Linked DNA regions of Homo sapiens: regions 2 and 3 are each linked to region 1. The links are chromatin contacts, found by Hi-C or POLR2A ChIA-PET in ENCODE. All regions are on one chromosome and are shown on one strand. The core of a region is the stretch at or near the end of the contact, and the rest is flanking DNA. Distances in the headings are between cores, read along the strand shown.

Region 1 (4,381 bases), core at 1,280-3,779:
GGAGGCCGAGGTGGGCGGATCACCTGAGGTCAGGAGCTTAAGACCAGCCTGGCCAACGTGGTGAAACCCCATCTCTACTAAAAATACAAAAAATTAGCTGGCTGGGCATGTGACGGGCCCCTGTAATCCCAGCTGCTTAGGAGGCTGAGGCAGGAGAATCGCTTGAACTCAGGAGGCCAAGTTTGCAGTGAGCAGAGATTGCGCCATTGCACTCCAGACTGGGCAACAAGGGCAACAAGAGAGAAACTCTGTCTCAAAAAATAAATAAAATAAAATAAAATAAAATAAAATAAAATAAAATAAAATAAAATAAAACAAAATAAAATAAAATAAATAAAATAAAATATAAAATAAAATAAAATAAAATATAAAATAAAATAAAATAAAAAATAAAAATAAAATATAAAATAAAATAAATAAAATAATAAAATAAAATAAAATATAAAATAAAATATAAAATAAAATAAAATAATAAAATAAAATAAGCCAGATGTGGGGTTGTGCGCCTGCAGTCCCAGCTACTGGGGAGTCTGAGCTGAGAGGATCGCTTGAGCCTGGGAGGTTGAGGCTGCAGTGAGCCATGAGCCATGGTCGTGCCACTGTACTCCAGCCTGGGCAACAGAATGAGAATCTGTCTCAAAAAATAATTTTAGAAAAGGGTGGCAAAGGCTGTATGGCCTTTGGGAACAGTCTCATTGCTATTCACCTTGATCATGTCTTCCACCTGCACAATTCCCACTGCCTTTCCCACCGGCACTCCCCTTAACCCTGACTGCAAAAAATTAATGAATGAATTAATTAAAAATTAATACATTATAATCAATATAGTCTCACTTTATAACACTATCATTACCACCTTCATTATCTGTTCCTGCCACTATTTTTCACCTGGACAAAACACAAAGACGTCAATCAAGCAACAAAAAACTCCAAAAAAACCACACAAAAAGCAAAAGTACCCGTACCCCAACTCAGTAGTCTGAAAACCCTTCCGGCATTTTTCAGTGGACTACAGAGCGATATTGGGCATACCAATTGGTGTTTCCTTTTCTAAGTTCAGAAGACAAATAGAAATGTATGAGCCACAGTGCTTAGTTTTTCCATATTGTGGCTCTCATTTTTCCAGCGGGATGCAGAGAAAGTAGTTCTTGTCTGTCACCTAGTGGACAAAAATGGATTTGCGCCTTGCCACTATGCTCTGGTAGCTAAACTTCAGAAACCGCATTGATTCAAATAAAGATTGTTGGATTCTATGAGATGATTCTACTTTCCGAGCTTCAGAGCTCCACAGGTTGAAAAAAAACAAGATGATATAATGCTGAAGACTTGTTGCAAAACAGAACAGGAGTTGATGCAAAATCAAGATGGGAAGAAAACCACACTTACAGAACCACGTAATAAATAGCTGTGCTTGGTGAGGGAATATTATTGTCATTCATATGAGTCAATTGCAATCAGAATACTATGTGGAGCAATGGCTTTAAATGGCCCCATCCTCCAATAAAGCAAAGCAAACAAGAACGTATTGCTGACTTTCAAATGAGCAGAAGTTCTTGTAATCCCCCTGCTAAAAAATTTAAATGAACTTTAACCCAACTCTTTCCCTTGTATCTAGTAAGTCATCTAGTCTTACCAGTTTTTTTCTTACTGCTACTAAGAGTGAGCAATAGATGCTTTTCCATATCAGTTTCCATCTTAGCTCTGACCAGACTACACACTGTCATTAGATTCATCTTCCTTAAACTTGTCACTATTTTTTGAAAATACCCTAGAACTCAATTTCCCTTTCTTTCCAAATACCTCCTCCATCTGATTTCACTGTTACTTTAATCCAGTGTCATCCTACCCTTACATTTTCATTTCCCTGGCCCATTGAAGAAGTGTTGCTCATTGCAGCCTTTGAGTCTTCAGATGGGGTCCTGTCCTTCCCTCCCTTTGCCAGATGAAGCCTTTTCATCCTGTAGGATCCAGCCCAGCTGTTGCCCCTCCATGTCACTCTCCCTTGTCTGAGTAATCCTATGAGGGTTATAGGTTATATTCTATAACTGTGTGCTTGTGCAAATACTTGTCAAATGGTTTACTATTGATACACAGGCTTCAGTCTCATCTTATCCAAAATCTATTGGGAAATATTCCAGGCCAGATACCATTTCTTATCCCTTTTCAAGCCCTCATCGGGGTCTACATGTTTGGGAGCACTGTGAGCTCAGTAAGATACTTGTCGATTGGTTTTCTTTATCAGCTCATAATTCTGCAAGGAAGATGGAGCTGGTATTGTAATTCCTGATTTACAAACGAGGACGCTGAAGCCCAGAGCATTTTCAAGACTTGTTCTTGGGAATGGCAGTGCCAGGACAGGAGCTCTGGGTATTTCCTCCTTGTCTAGTCCCCTTCCTGGTGCACCCCACGGTCATCATACTGATAGAGTGATGCACTAAGCCTGTATTTATTTTCAGATCGATTTCTAGATAACGAGCACAAGCTCATATTGTGAGGAGCAGCTAGACAACAGATGATAATCAGGGTGTGTGCTTATGCAGCCTGGGTGGCAATTTCAGTTCTTTCTGGGTGGCGATGCCACACTTTCAGCCCACACCCATTTGTCCTTTTTGAAAACCACAAACGAGTGCTTGGGCATGTATGACATTCTCCGGCACAGCCCTCTGCACTCATCCAAATACCTGAACTGGCTTGTTTACTCCTTTAAACCACAGTGGCTCCAACTGCTTCCTGCCCTCCTAGCCTGCTGGAAGGTCTCCTGTGGTTTTGGAGCTCACAGGCACATGAGGAATAATTAAAAACCACTGCCATGCGAAAGGGTGTTTTAACGAGTTGTCAGTGAATGACCGGAGTCGGGAAGAATTTCTAGGTAGTTCCTCCTCTGGCCACAGGATGGATTCATTTTCCATCTGGAATTGCACCATGAAGCCTCCTTGGATGCTTTTGTTCTTCCATGCCTGGCTTGGGCCCTGAGGCTTGGGTGTGCTGGGCAGGAGCACAGGGTAGTAAAATGAAAATATCATGTCTACACTCAGGGAGTTCAGAGGGATGGCCTTGATGAAATCAGTCCATTAAATACCTAGAAAATAGATGTTAACAAGATTGTTATGCAATGCTACTGATTTAGAATGATCGTGTGTATTAATCAAACAAAAGCAGTAGAGAGAGGCATAAATTGATTGTTTAAGGAAAATCTAAATGCATAGTTGTAACAAGTGACTTTTATTTTTTCTTTCTGCTTTGAGACAGGGTCTTGCTCTGTCGCCCAGGCTAGAGTACAGTGTCTCTATCACAGTTCACTGTAGCCTTTATCTCCTTGGCTCAGGTGATCCTCCTGCCTCAGCCTCCTGAGTAGCTGGGACTACAGGTGTGCACCACCACACCTGGTTGATTTTGTACTTTTTGTAGAGGTGGGAGTCTCACTTTGTTGTCCAGGCTTGTCTCAAACTCTTGGGCTCAAGCTAGCCTCCTGACTCGACCTCCCAAAGTGCTGGGATTATAAGCCAGCCAGAAATGACTTTTATAATTGCACCTAGAAGTGTCATGAAATGCAATATTAGTACTTCTATTTTATGATAATACTATTGACATATAAAGAAGATTGATTTTAAAATTTACAAGAAAAAAAAAACCCCATTAAAAAGTGGGCAAAGGACATGAACAGACACTCCTCAAAAGAAGACATACATACGGCAAAAACATATGAGAAAAAGCTCAACATCACTGATCATTAGAGAAACGCAAATTGAAACCACAATAAGATACCATCTCATGCCAGTCAGAGTGGCTATTATTACAAAGCAAAAAACTAACAAACAAACAAACAACAGATGCTGGCAAGATTGGAAAGAAAAAGGAATGCTTTTACATTATTGGTGGGAATGTAAATTATTTCAACCATTGTGGAAGACAGTGTGGTGATTCCTCAAAGACCTAGAGGCAGAAATACCATTTGACCCAGCAATCCCATTACTGGGTATATACCCAAAGGAATATAAATCATTCTATTATAAAGATACATGCACGCGTGTGTTCACTGAAGCCATTCTGTTATAAAGATACATGCACGCGTATGTTCACTGCAGCACTATTCACAATAGCAAAGATATGAAATCAATCTAAATGCCCATCAGTGATAGACTGGATAAAGAAAATGTGGCACATAGCCCCATGGAATATATGCAGCCATGAAAAGGAACAAGATCATGTCCTTTGCAGGGACATGGATAGAGTTGGGAGCTGCTATCCTCAGCAAACTAATGCAGGAACAGAAAAGCAAACACTGCATGTTCTCACTTAAAAGTGGAAGCTGAATGATAAGAACACATGGACACATAGCAGGCAACAACATACACTGGGGCCTGGCACGGGGGTGCAGGGG
Region 2 (4,261 bases), core at 1,621-4,120, 86 kb after region 1:
CAAAGTGCTGGGAAATACAGGTGTGAGTCATTGCACCCCACCTTATTAACTTGTCTTAAAATGCAGAATGGGGCCTTTTTCACATCATAACAAATTATTGTTAACTAAGTTCCACTGCTTCAGAATGGGTAGGAATTCTGGCATCAACAGAACTGAACTGAACTGGACAAAATAGTGAAGGTCATAGTTAGCCTTTTGTTCCCCCCTCCGCACCCCACTTGAAGGTCTTCTTGCCCTCCCAGCTTCCCCATCTCTCCTTTATGGTCTTCACGCTGTCCCTTTGTGGCCCCAGGCTGGGACTATCTCTTGGCTATTACCCAGCACTCTACTTTCAAAACATGGCTCTCTTATGTCCCATTTCCTCTAACTTACTTTCATAATGAATAGCAACTTAATCCCCTAACACTTTACTCATACATCAATTATCCAGGAATATCTTCATTTTAAACAAGAATCCCCCTACTTCTCCTACATCTCCACATCCTCAGCAAAGGAACCAAAGTCGTAATCCAGAAGAAGAGTTTGAAAATGGGGACGATCTTGATTTCTTTCCCATTGATTTCCTTGAAGGCAAATCCCAGCGTCTGAGGTTCTGTTTACTCAATTAGTATCACAAACAATATAGGCCACTGGATATTTATAATTTCCTGAGATACCAAACTTTCAACTTACTCTTAAAACCATAGGAGCCTCTCTTTGTTAACAAGTCATTTATTTGCTAAACAGAGCTCATTTTAATGAATTTTTTTAACATAATTTTCCTCCAGGAACTAGAATAAGCTCATTCCAATCATTTCATACATTTGAAGGGAGTAATACTGCATTTAGAAAAAATGCGTAATTCAGTATTTTTATTAGTTCAGATATTACTCCCAGACCACAATCTGTTTGAGTTATGATTAGCTCTACATAGAATAAATAAGACTATGGAAACAAATGTTGCATTGGGACAAAACACAGGTTTGTGAAAAAGATATATCTGTAGTATTCTTTCAGAGCTTTTGGTTTTAAGTAAGAGAAACCAACTCCCTTTGACTTAAACCAGAGTGAAATTGAATGGATGATACTGATGAGCAAAGATGCAGGAACTGAACAAGCAGAAAACAACAGAAGCTGGATAGCTGAAATCACAGTCAAGGCCAGGCCCAGCACATGCTAAGCAGGCCGCAGCTGGCTGCTGCTGACCTCAGCACTGCTTCCCCTGAGGCCAGGCAGTGTGGGCTTTGCAGCTGCCAGAGTTGATGTCTCCTGCTCCACTCTGATCACCAGCTTCAGTTTTAAAACCAAACTGGCTGAGCCCAGGCCACAATGCCTACTTTATGACTGGGAGGTGGAAAAAGGGGGTAATCTACTTCTTCTAGCTTCACTAGTGGGAGCAGGTCTCATCTCCCACAAAGACTGCTATGGTTTGGCTGTGTCCCCACCCAAATCGCATCTTGAATTGTAACTCCCACAATTCCCGTGAGTCATGGGAGGAACCTGGTGGGAGGTGACTGAATTATGGGAGTGGGTCTTTCCTGTACTGTTCATGTGATAGTGAATAAGTCTCATGAGATCTGATGGTTTTTTAAAAAGAGAAGTTCCCCTGCACAAGCTCTCTCTCTTTGCCTGCTGCCATCCATGTAAGATGTGACTTGCTCCTCCTTGCCTTCTGCCAAGATTGTGAGGCTACCTCAGCCACGTGGAACTGTAAGTTGATTAAACCTCTCTTTCTTTTGTAAATTGTCTTTATCAGCTTCATGAAAATAGACTAATACAAAGACCTAATTAGGGAATTCCTCAAATACACAAAGGAGTCTACTAAATGCTGGATATCTAAACAACTTCCACTACTTATACCCAGAAACTTAAATCTAACTCAAGCCAGAAAACACCTTTGAAGGTGAAATTTCCAAACAAGAGCAGACTAAATTGGGCTTGTTTTATTAACCCAGGTCTCAGCTTCCTTTGTTACTTGGAGATGAACCTGACTACCTCTACCACGTGCTTCTGGGGCTTTCTGGTTGTTTTTCCAAGGGAGGCAATTCCATAATATACAGGGCACATGTGAAATAAGATACACTGTCTGGGAGACAGCAAGCAGGTTGTCCTAAAGGGTAAGATCTAATTCTTGCATTTAAAATTTTTCCTCTGGAAAATTGTGTCAAATCTCAAAAATAATGCTATATAGGGTAAAATAATGATTTGGAGTTAACTGTACACACAGCCCAATTCCTTTGTGATAATAGGGTTTTTTTTCCTATTATATCAACAGAACAGCACTTTGGAACATATGCACTTGAATACGTGATTTTACCAAATCAAGGAAATTCAGTAAGAATCTTTATGATGCAATTTTACTCTTCAGACTAAAAGTACATAAATACATATCACACACACATTTGATACATAATATAATTATTCTATACCATAATATGTCACATATTAGCATATAATATATGAAATGTAATTATCTGTGATATATAATGAAAATTATATATTAAATATGTATAATTATACATAACATAGTATGTTTATAGCATAGTGTAGCATATAAATTGTCTTATATCTCTTTTTGCTTATTTTCTCCCTTTATCTCATATTAATTATTTGCCCATTTTGAAACTCATGAAGTAACAGTTTAATAAATTAGGTATTATCATTTGCTAAACAGGTGATTAGGGAGAGAGGTAAAGTGATATTTTAAGTAATTTCTTTGGAGTATCTTCTTGCTACTGTGTTCTCTGTTTCTGTCAGTGTAACGGGGAAATTGAAAGTTGGCTAGATATCATTTTAAGCTACTATTCATTTTCATTTCCCCATTTTATTTTTGTGAGACTATTTCACTTGTCAGTTCAAGACGTTAGACACATTTGATTAAATTATCAGTGAGTGATCATTGTGACAGTAAGACGCAGAAGAGGAGAGGTGAAAAACGTTTGCAAAAGAAAAGCAGAGATATAGAAGAATGGGTAGGAAATGAATGGGGTGATGAAACAGAGAAGTCTCAATAAAGCCCCTGATAAACAAAGCCAGGTGTCCCAGCAGAAAACCTTGCTTCCCCCATCCAGCTGTGCTCCACAGGCAGCCCCTCTTTCATCTGGGCAGATCCTTTTCATAGTTAAAATAGCTACTATCAACTTAGGAATAAATGTGCCCACAGTACAGCTTCTTTATAAGAATGGCATCATTCCCTCTTCTGTTAATGGAGATGGTCTCTATCTACATGGATGTATAGAGAAAGGATTTTTAAGACCCACTTTACCCCAGATCTGTTTTACAGCAAAGCTCTTCATGATAAGTTCCAGCCAACATCACATTTCACAGAGCTTGAGAAAGCCAGCGCAGTGGGGAATCCAATCTCCCAGGGTGTGGTAGCATCTTCTTATATATTTGGAGTCCCTTCATACATAAATCAGAGGAGAAGACAGTCATGTAATGCTCACAATTATGGCCTGTGAAGTATGCAAGACCTGGGTCTCAGAAAGCCACAGCTCCACAAGGCATTAGATTTATGCCCATAGCAAATTACCAAAACTCTCAGAAGCCCTTTTGTGCTGGTCCACAGTGGAGGAGAAGTCATGGAATTTTTTCAAGAAGGATGTTGGAAAGATTGCATGAGGAAAAGTTCTCAGGATGCTGTCAGGCATACAGTAATTATTATAATCAGAATATGGTTGTTAATTCTTGTTGATGAAAATAGCCAAACTTTGTAAAATATTTAAAGAGATTTATTCTGAGCTAAATGTAAGGACCATGATCTGTGACACAACCTCAAGAGGTCCTGAGAACATGTGCCCAAGGTGGTTGGGTTACAGCCTGGTTTTATATGTTTTAGGGAGACATAAGATATCAATCAGTACATGTGAGGTACATATTGGTTTGGTCTGGAAAGGCAAGACAATGTGGAGCTGTGGGGGAGGTGGTGAGGAAAAGGGCTTCCAGGTCATAGGTAGATTTAAAGATTTTCTGATTAGCAATTGGTTTAAAGAGTTAAGTTATTATCTAAAGACTGGGAATCAATAGAAAAGAGTGTCTGGGTTAAGATAACGGGCTGTAGAAACCAAGGTTTTTATTATGTAGATGAAGTCTCGTAGGTTGCAGCCCTTAGATACAATAGATGGCAAATGCTTGCTATTCAGATCTTTAAAAGGGGGAGAATATAATGAGCCATGTCCAACGGCCCCCCACTTCCGATCATGGTCTAAATTAGTTTTTCAGGTTTCTTTGGAATCATTTTTGCCAAAAGGGAGATCCATTTGGTTGGTTGGGGGGCTTAGAA
Region 3 (3,841 bases), core at 902-3,401, 110 kb after region 1:
AGAGCATAGCTGTTGGTTTATAATTCAAGTCAACCGTGCAGGAAGGAGGGAAGTAGAGGAGATGCAGTTTCATTTCCCATTAACTCCCCTGACCTGAATTAAGGTGGGAACTGAGGAGAACATCTGTAAAAATAACAGCATGCAAACTGTACAAGGACAGGGCCATGCCCAGTTAACCCGCTGTTTGAGGTCTAAATACTTTTTGGTTATTGTGCAATATGAGTAAAACATCCTCAGAGATGAATCATAGCTCTAGAATTTTAGATTATCACTGCATATGACAATATAAAAAAATCCATGCTCCATTACACCAATTTAATAAAGCAATGTGGCATCTACCTGCCTGAACACCAAAGACACGCAACCTTATGAAAAGAAAAAAAAAATCCAAATATTCATTCTTAGAGAATCACGATTTCATTGACTGGATCAGTGTCGGCTGCCTTCAGTATAAAAACAGGACAACTTTGAATATATCAGAGACTCTCCAAATATCATCATGGAGATTTACTAGGAGCCTTCATAAATATAGTGAGTAATAAAGCAATTTCTAGGGACTATATAGTAATCTTGAATTCTGTGATTCATATAAATGTGAATTATTAATAGAAAATAATCAAAATGATTTAATAAAAGTACATGTGTTCACATAGAAAGGGGGAAGAGAGGCCGGGAGTGGTGGCTCACGCCTGTAACCCCAGCACTTTGGGAAGCTGAGGCGGGTGGATCACGAGGTCAGGAGTTTGAGACCAGCCTGGCCAACATAGTGAAACCATGTCTCTACTAAAAATACAAAAATTAGCTGGGTGTGGTGGCCTGTGTCTGTAGTCCCAGCTACTAGGGAGGCTGAGGTGGGAGAACCCCTTGAACCTGGGAGGTGGAGGTTGCAGCAAGCCGAGACCATGCCATTATACTCCATCCTGGGAGACAGAGTGAGACTCCGTCTCAAAAAACAAAAGGGGGTGGGGGGTGGGGAAGACAGCACTGCTTAGATATTAGAAAAAATCTGAGATTTCATTGCTTTTTCTATAAGTTATAAGGTGATACCATGGAACTGTGGGCAAGTCCCTCAACAATCTAAGCTTCCATTTCTTGATCTCCAAAACAGTGGCACCGAGGTTTGCCTTGCTTACTGCCTTGAGAAGTTCAGGAGAGACAGTGCTTGTGAAAGTGTGAGTCAATTACTATTTGTTTTCTTGCATGTGGCTTGTAAGGAAGTCAGATAACATAAGAGAAGTGAGTGACTGAGTGTTAAAGTGAATTACCAAGGATGCTGGAACTTGAAATGCTTTTGTGTGTAGCAATGCAGGCCGAGCTGCCACGTGCTATCCTGTGTGTCCCCGCTCTCCCCGCGTTGCAAGCCCGCAGAATGCCCCGCATCCACTGAGCCGTGGCCAGCCCTACGGTGGGCAAGCCTATCAAGCGCAAACATTGGGAGGGTTCTGACTCTCAAGTGTCTTACAGAAAATAGAGCCAGGAGCTCCATCTGGCACTCCATTTGCTAAATGTCCCATTGATGTCAAACGCCAGGAAATGTGGCTGTTTAAAATCCCAGGGAATAAGATTTCCACTCAGCAGCTTTCTAATGTACGCGCAGCACTCTGCGAAGCAAAAGCCCTTGCTGAGCAGTCTGGTCACAGCCCCTTACACACAAGCTCTCTGGGCCTCCACTAAGAAGTACAAAGACACAGGGCAGAGGAAAATGGACTTATCAGCTCCAGTGGCTTAAAATATGCCGGATGCCAATAGAGGGCACTGTTGCATATCCACAAAAGCCCACGCTCCGCAACCTAGCAAGACCACCAAAGCACTCACCTCCTTCCACACTCTGGCTGCAGTCCTAATGATGAACAGGAGCGATTAAAGTGGCAATCCCACAAAACACGGCTTCTGGTCAAAGTTCATGACTGCTTCATCACCACTTTGATATTTGCAAAGGGGCTTCATGATCATTTTCAGTCCTGAGTCATCTCCAGTACTTTTCTGCAGAATGCTAGATCTCTTAGCTTCACTTTTCAGAAGACTGAAATCCAGAGAGGTTAACTAGATGACTTGAGCCCATTCAGTCCAGAACTAGACAGAGATAGAAAACTCAGGGTTCCTGAATTCTACGCTGGAGAGTTTTCAGAACGGTGCATTGCGAGCTTTGAATGAAAAACATCAACAGCCTGCATCCGCTCTTGACTCTTTAGGGGAGGTTGTATGGCTTGGTGATTAACTGGGACTTCACAGGCAGGACTCCTGTCCCCACCACCTCCTAATTGTCGTTTATCCCAGTGGAAGTTGATAACTGATAACCAAACCTGCAAGTGAGGCCCATTCTGCAGCCCAAGAAGGAGTTAGGGAGGGATAGGAAACAGACACATAAAATCAGGCCAAATAGTGAAACTGATTGGAGTGCTTTGGGGTATCAATGTTGTATCCTAATTGTCCTTTATCACAGTGGAAGTTGATAACTGGTAACCAAACCTGCAAATGAGGCCCATTCTGCAGCCCAAGAAGGAGTTAGGGAGGAATGGAAAACAGACACATAAAATCAGGCCAAATAGTGAAACTGATTGGAGCGCTTTGGGGTATCAATGTTGTATCCTTCAGCGATCCCTCTCAACTATTAGTTAACTGAGAACAGATTGCCCCGAACTTGGGAGCTGTCAGATCTGTTTCTTGCACTCTCCCACCATTGACCCCTGACTCCTACAGAATCTCATTTTGCATCCCACATTCTGAAGGCATTGAATCATTTTTTTTGGCTAAGCACATGTTGGCTCTGGAGTCGCCTATATACAGAGTCTTTGCTGCTGCATTTGAGGCCTGGTGACATGTTATATTATGTAATGTTCTGGCAGTTAAGGAAAACTCACGCCCTCCCTGTTATGTATGAAGTGTCATCTCTAAAGCAGAGACTATTTCTTGCAAAATGGCATTGATAAATGGATAAACGAAACCAACTGACAACATCCCCGTAACAATGCAGTATCCTTCACTGCCAGTTTATTTCTAGAACACCATTAGGCAAAAAAGAAGGCTTTGTGGCCTAAGTAGGTGTTTTCATATATTTCGGAATGACAAATTAAGACGACAAGGATTTTCAGTCAGGCCATGACAGTAAATGTGCGCTTGTCACTTGTTGTAATGCTGTCCGGCAGGCCATAAGGGCCAGGCTTTACTGCATGGCACATTGGGGAGCCAAATCTCTCTGGTGGCATCTTTCTGTCTGGCACCTCACTCAAGTTAGAAAACTCAACCTAGAAAAGACTGTTGGTCCCTACATGGGCAAGTGTTACTTTCGCTATTACTAAACCCTGTGCCAGTCTTGGGGCAGTCGGAAAGGGTGGAGGAAAACAGGGTGCTTTGATGGCTCTGGCCTGGTCTCAAGTGACACACCCTAATCTGAAGGGTTTGTGCCCACATCCTCTCCGCTGCAGCTGGGTGGCTGTTGGCAATCACCTTTGCAAGCACTTGTGTGTACCATGCCAGCGGTTGCTCGTGCCAATTAGAACTCAGCTGGATCTTGATATAAATGGGCCATAGGCTAATCGTTCTGGGATACATCTTAAATTAGTCTGAGAGAGTCAGAGACCACTGTAAAACCATTTGGCCCAGAGTTTGTGCAAGTTTCTCTGATCCAAAATGGCACCTTGGTATCCAGCTGTCTTGGATGCAGACAACTCTTTCACCTCGGGTCATCATCAAATGCCAAACACAAAAGAAATCCTAACCTCTCACTTTACACAAGAGGAGGCCAAGGCTCAGAGAATTGTAAAGACTTGCCACCAGGTTGTGGCAATGTGCAGTGAAGAACACAGTCTATTTCTGGCATCAGAAGGGCTCAAGTTTGGTT

The links. A loop is a pair of places that touch in the nucleus more often than their neighbours do. ChIA-PET counts read pairs that join two places held with the same protein, here RNA polymerase II (POLR2A). Pooled maps may share reads with other maps.
Region 2: a loop to region 1 is called in a map of B cell, with 4 times the contacts of the local background. The contact joins two enhancer-like sites. A Hi-C loop is called at or near these places in 1 of 168 maps with a recorded cell type or tissue (B cell) and 7 of 50 pooled maps. POLR2A ChIA-PET finds 5 or more read pairs at or near these places in 4 of 52 experiments (BJ, CD4-positive, alpha-beta memory T cell, OCI-LY7 and 1 more).
Region 3: a map of PC-9 shows a loop between it and region 1 (9-fold over the local background). The contact joins the promoter of IATPR here to the enhancer-like site in region 1. A Hi-C loop is called at or near these places in 14 of 168 maps with a recorded cell type or tissue (CD4-positive, alpha-beta memory T cell, IMR-90, OCI-LY7 and 7 more) and 13 of 50 pooled maps. POLR2A ChIA-PET finds 5 or more read pairs at or near these places in 8 of 52 experiments (AG04449, CD4-positive, alpha-beta T cell, CD4-positive, alpha-beta memory T cell and 5 more).

The regions. Positions count from the first base shown.
Region 1 is chr10:33,007,747-33,012,127 of GRCh38, forward strand. The region is part of intron 2 of ITGB1-DT (ITGB1 divergent transcript); the gene reads left to right. Among named protein-coding and RNA genes, the nearest start is that of ITGB1-DT, 27 kb to the left of the region's middle. Within about 2 kb of position 2,530, at least 10 of the 41 ENCODE cell types and tissues checked have a DNase peak (open chromatin) inside an H3K27ac peak, as active enhancers do; they include CD4-positive, alpha-beta T cell, IMR-90, PC-3 and 1 more, where a contact is called at or near this core.
Region 2 is chr10:33,093,226-33,097,486 of GRCh38, forward strand. The region is part of intron 1 of IATPR (ITGB1 adjacent tumor promoting lncRNA); the gene reads right to left. Among named protein-coding and RNA genes, the nearest start is that of IATPR, 21 kb to the right of the region's middle. RefSeq lists an enhancer at 2,742-3,407. Within about 2 kb of position 2,871, at least 2 of the 41 ENCODE cell types and tissues checked have a DNase peak (open chromatin) inside an H3K27ac peak, as active enhancers do.
Region 3 is chr10:33,114,656-33,118,496 of GRCh38, forward strand. It overlaps IATPR (ITGB1 adjacent tumor promoting lncRNA), which reads right to left and starts at 2,152. Exons shown (of 3, transcript NR_160030.1): 1 at 1,816-2,152.